Regions from separate parts of the Homo sapiens genome. Here region 2 is linked to region 1. Evidence: read pairs that join two places in POLR2A ChIA-PET (ENCODE). Cell type or tissue: GM12878. All regions are shown on one strand. Links, peaks and the distances in the headings refer to the core of each region. The heading gives the core; the rest is flanking DNA.

The links. ChIA-PET counts read pairs that join two places held together with the same protein. Peaks named below come from ENCODE experiments on the same cell type or tissue, not always from the same donor. Only the 100,000 strongest peaks of a DNase experiment are listed, where the experiment ranks them.
Region 2: POLR2A ChIA-PET joins it to region 1 with 10 read pairs; 5 of 35 experiments call an interaction of 5 or more read pairs at or near these places.

Annotation. Positions count from the first base shown.
Region 1 is chr12:110,455,656-110,458,460 of GRCh38, forward strand. It overlaps GPN3 (GPN-loop GTPase 3), which reads right to left. Exons shown (of 8, transcript NM_016301.4): 4 at 1,855-1,979; 5 at 160-275; 6 at 1-27. Among named protein-coding and RNA genes, the nearest start is that of ARPC3, 6.7 kb to the left of the region's middle. In GM12878, for the core only: no CTCF peak of the experiment used is centred there; a DNase peak (open chromatin) is centred at 1,186; H3K27ac peaks cover 2,379 bases.
Region 2 is chr12:110,676,236-110,679,040 of GRCh38, forward strand. The region is part of intron 3 of HVCN1 (hydrogen voltage gated channel 1); the gene reads right to left. Among named protein-coding and RNA genes, the nearest start is that of HVCN1, 11 kb to the right of the region's middle. RefSeq lists enhancers at 1,088-1,227, 1,278-1,637. In GM12878, for the core only: no CTCF peak of the experiment used is centred there; a DNase peak (open chromatin) is centred at 1,166; H3K4me3 peaks cover 1,410 bases; H3K27ac peaks cover 2,399 bases.

The DNA of each region.
Region 1 (2,805 bases), core at 52-2,551:
AAAGAATACATGTCTGGATCTAAAAATCTTTAAAAGACAGAAAGACTGATGAATTCAGGAGACTAGGTTTATAAACCAGCCAAACTTCCCATCTAAATAAAACAGAAGGTTCATCTCTGCAACTGAGATCTGATAATAATGGAAGAACAGTGAACTCACTTCTCAATTTCCTTTTTTGCTTTTTTACTCAGCAGATCCATTTTTGTCATGATGTTGACTTGCGGAATTTCTAGAGAGATCATGGCACTCAGGGCTGCCAAGATGCCAGAAATAAACTGAAGGAGGAAACAGAAAAGGGAAGATGAACTGACTGTTGCCAACAGTTACCTGGTCTGCATAAAGAGTCTTCTATTCCTCACTGGAACAGAACTGGCCTAAATAAAAGAAATGCAAGCTGGACGTGGTGGCTCATGCCTGTAATCCCAACACTTGGGGAGGCTGAGGCGGGCAGATCACCTCAGGTCAGGAGTTCAAGACCAGCCTGGCCAACGTGGTGAAACCTTGTCTCTACTAAAAATACAAAATTAGCCAGGCATGGTGGCATGTGCCTGTAATCCCAGCTACTCAAGAGTCTGAGGCAGGAGAATCACTTGAACCCAGGAGGCGGAGGTTCCCGTGAGCCAAGATTGCGCCACCACATTCCAGCCTGGGCAACAACGGCAAAACTTGGTCTCAAAAAAAAAAAAAAAAAAAAAGAAATGCCAGTTCAGAACATGTGGAAAAGGCAAAATTATTTATATTTTATTAAAAGTAATGCTAGCCATATAGAAAAAAATGTTCCCAAATCATTGGGAATCAAATGCTTGATTCTTGGTTCCCAAAGGTGAGGGAAGATATAGATAACATACAGTGATCACAAATTTCAATTTAGACAGCATTTTAATTTCCTTTCCCATCTAATATTCCTTAAGAGCTATTAATAAAAAATTTGATCTTGGTAGTTCATAAACTGGACAAAAGGTCCTCAGAAAATTAAAAATAGACTATTTTATAAAATAGCCATCTGCTTCAGTTTTTTCTCCCCCACTACTTCCTCTTTTTTTTTTTTTTTGAGACAGAGTCTCACTCTGTCACTCAGGCTGGTGTGCAATGGTGCGATCTTGGCGATCTTGGCTCACTGCAACCTCTGCTTCCTGTACTCAAGCGATCCTCCCACTTCAGCTTCCCAAGTAGCTGGGACTACAGGCATGTGCCACAACGTCTAGCTAATTTTTATATTTTTTGTAGAGACAGGGTCTCACTCTGTTGCCCAAGCAGGTCCGAAACTCTTGGGCTCAAGCAATCCTCCTGCCTTGGCCTCCCAAAGTGCTAAGATTATAGCTGTGAACCACTTCACCCAGCAACCTCAGTTTTTTTCTTGGTAAGCAGTTCCTCCTAAATCTCTATGATATAATAATTTACTATTTTTGATTAACAACATGTTATAATTTAATAATAAAAGGGATAAAGTAACTCTGGAATCATTTGTGAAATGTTCAGAATCACACAATAATTAAAGGAACTGTCATCTGCTTGAACTCATAGTTTAAAAATCTTTAAGAGAACTTTGGGAGGCCAAGGCAGGTGGATCACTTGATGTTTGAGGTCAGGAGTTTGAGACCAGCCTGGCCAACATGGTAAAACCCCGTCTCTACTAAAAATACAAAAATTAGCCAGGCATGATGGCACACACCTGTAATTCCAGCTACTCAGGAGGCTGAGGCACAAGAATCACTTGAACTGGGAGGCGGAGGTTGCAGTGAGCTGAGATCACGCCACTGCGCTCCAGCCTAGGCAACAGAGTAAGACTCTGTCACACACACAAAAAAAAAAAAAAAAAAAAAAAAAAAATCTGTAAGAGATTTAGCTTCAGACCTTGAATGACTCCACCATGAACTGAGAATCAACAAGAAAAACTCCACAGACTCGGAACTCCCACTGCTCGAGCTGCTGGACCAGCTGTTTCATCACAGGCAGGTGAGTGTACAACTCAATCTGACCTACATGAAGAGTATTGCAAGAATTTTAGAAATAGCAAGTATGTTAAATCATCAAGTTAGAGGAAACAAATTTTCCCCATAAGATGGACAAAAATAAAAGCCAACACATTTTTAAGGGGCCCACAGCCTCTCAAAGCAATCATAAAACCTAAGGTACTGCCACCATAGGAATCCCTAACTATTAAGTTTTATGTAGAAAATGAGGTTCTCTGGTTGGGCAGGGTGGCTCATGCCTGTAATCCCAGCACTTTGGGAGGCTGTGGCAGGTGGATCACTTGAGGCCAGGAGTTCAAGACCAGCCTGACCAACATAGTGAAACCCCATCTCTACTAAAAATACACAAAAATTAGCCAGGCGTGGTGGTGCGCGCCTGTGGGATGCTGAGGCACAAGAATTGCTTAAACCCGGGAGGAGGAGGCTGCAGTGAGCCAAGATCACGCCACTGCACTCCAGCCTGGGCGACAGAGTAAGACTCTGTCTTTAAAAATAAAAAAAAAGAAAGAAAGAAAGAAAATGAGGTTCTTCACACTTTAGTTTTCTGCCAATCAATATGAGTGTTATTGGCCAGATGCCATGGTTCACACACCTGTAATCCCAGCACTTTGGGAGGCTAAGGTGGGAGGATAGCTTGAGCCCAGGACTTTGAGAGCAGCCTGAGCAATATAGTGAGATCCTATCTCTACAAAAATAAATAAATAAGTGCTACAAAGATATCTATAGTTTGGGAATATTCATCAAGCTGTATACTTATGACATATATACTTTTCTGTGGGTATATGTATGGTCAATTAAAAGCAAGGGGAAAAAAGTGAGGGCCATAAATGGT
Region 2 (2,805 bases), core at 120-2,619, 220 kb after region 1:
CCAACCCCCTGCCTCACTTGGAGGCTGTCGCAGCTCCTCTCTGCTCTCTCCTTCCCTGCTGCATTCTCCATCAGCTGCAGGAGAGCATCCCTCCAAGCATGACTACATCACTCCCTGTGCAGAAAAGGGCCAGCCCAGCGGTCCCGAGGCTGCCTTCCTCAGACAGGCCTGCCTGGCCTCCACTGGCATCTGGGAATTTGGACTTCTGGAAAATTCCCGCCATTCCCTGATAAGAGCAGCTCATTGTGCCTAGACTGCTTGTGGAAACAGCATGGTTTATGCTGAACTCCTACTTTCATTTGGAGAGTATGGAATTTTTCTAAGTGCCAGGCAGAGGGTACCTCTGTGCCCAGCTCCAATGAAAACTCTGGGCATTGGGTCTCTAAGGAACTGCTCTGCTTGCAAACACTTCACACATCTTGTCACAACTCCCTGCTGGAGGAAATAAGTGTGACCCCAAGGACCTCTGCCCCCAACCCAGGAGAGGGCTCTGGAAGCTTGTGCCAGGTTTTTTCTGAACTTCACCCCACGTGCCTTTTCCCTTTACTGATTTTAATTTCAATCCTTTTGTGGCAATTAATCTGAGCCAGGAGCACATCTGCATGCGAGTCCCACAGGTCCTCCTAGTGAGTCACTGACACTGGGCATAGGGTCTCGGGAACCCTGACACACTCCCTTATTTAAAACTTTTGGCTGGGTGCAGTCACTCACACCTGTAATCCCAGCACTTTGGGAGGCTGAGGGGGATCACTGAGTTCAGGAGTTCAAGACCAGCCTGGGCAACAGAGTGAGACTCCGTCTCTACAAAAAAATCTAAAAATTAACCAGGTGTAGTGGTGCTCGCCTCTAGTCCCAGTTACTTGGGAGACTGAGAGAGGCGGATCGCTTGAGCCCAGAATGTTGAGGCTGCAGTAAGCTGTGATCGTGTCACTGCACTCCAGCCTGGGTGATACAGCAAGACCTTGTCTGTTAAAAAAAAAAAAGACATCAATGCCTCCCAGAAGCCCACTCCTGTTTTGCACGCTCTATCTAGCCTCTGTCTGCCCATCTTCTCACCTTCCCTCTCACCTCTGTCCCCACTCTGGCCACATTGAGCCTTTCATACTTGGCTGGTTTCTCCAACCACAGGACCTTTGCACACGTGACTTCTTTTGCGTAGAATGTGCAACCCCCTTTCACCCTGTCCTCTATCTTCTTCTTCATCTCAGCTCTCAGGAGCTGGCCAGGCCTTCCCCATCACACTCTCATGTGGCCCAGCTGTTCACAGCATGACCTCTGTGCCTGGCAGACCACAGGCTCCTGCTAAACATACCTCCTGGATGGTGGAAGGTGGAATGAAACCCCTGAGCAAATCTCTTCTCTGTGGGGAGGCAAGAGGACTCCAAGCAGCAGGCTCAGCTGCCCCCAGCACTTCTCCCTTCCTGCCCCAGGGGATCCGTGTTCTGAGGAAGGCCTATTTTTAAAATCAGGGAAGTCTTTAAATAAGTGTAGAAACTTTTCCTTCTCTAGGGTGGGGAGGAAGTCTGAGGTTCATGAAAACAACCACCGTGACAGCTGATCAGCTCTGGCAGGAGGAGCTGCTTACAGGCTGAGGGGCTTAACTGGCAGCCCAGGTTCCCCTAAAGCCATGCTCCCCAACTGTCTCCTTTTCTATAGGGTTAGGAACCCTCCTGCCTGATAGATGAGCCGGTCAGCCTGGTGAGATGATGGCAGGGCTGCATACAGACTATATGGGACATATTTACAGGAGTAGGAACTGTAATCATTCCAACTATCCCCAGAATACCTGCTATTTAATATTTTCTGAGCTCTGTGCAAAGACCTTCATTAACATACTGTAACAAGCCCATGAGGCGGGGACTGCAATGTCTCTGTTTATGGATGAGGAAACTGAGAACAGAGAGGCCAGTGACTTGCCCCAGGTCACACAGCCAGCGAGAAGCAAGGCTAGGATTCCAACCCAGGCTGCCAAGCCCAGCTCCCCCTCCTCCTGCGGGACCCCTCATGAACACTGCCCAGCCCTGCACCCTCCTCACAGCTGGGGAAGCCCCATGCTGGGAAGGGAGTTTGGAGCGGTGTTTCTCAATAAGAAATCACATTTCATACCCTGCATCTCAGTACACACTGACTTGTGTACACACATTCCATAACTAGCACTGAAGTTACTATGTGAGGCGCTCTTATTTTCCATTTCATTCTATTTCTTTTTTTTTTTTTTTTTTTTTTTTTTTTTGAGACAGGGTCTCACTCTGCCACCTAGGCTGGAGGGCAGTGGCATGATTAGGACTCACTGCAGCCTCAACGTCCTGGGCTCAAGAGATCCTCCCACCTCAGCCCAGGAAGTAGCTGAGACTACAGGTATGCACCACCACGCCTGGCTAATTTTTTGTATTTTTAATAGAGATGGGGTTTCTCCATGTTACTCAGGCTGGTCTCAAACTCCTGACCTCAAGTGATCCGCCTGCCTTGGCCTCCCAAAGTGCTGGGATTACAGGTGTGAGCCACTGCACCTAGCCCTATTTCATTTCTTAAAAGGTCGACTGTAGCCCACTCAATGGATTTCAGGACTCACCAATGCGTTGAGTTTAAAGACACAGTTTTGGGGGGACACGCTTTGCCTATTTCCCTGGGAATGACTGAGAGGGGAGTCTGGTCCAAGCCTGTGACTTCAGTCATGTCAACCAGGAGCAGGGGCTGTGCTATTTGTTTTACAAAAGTGTAGAAAGAAAAAAGAAAAAGTTACCCAGGTAGAAATGAAGAGCTGCCACCTGTGTGACTAGGTCACCTGAGCCAACATCTACTGAT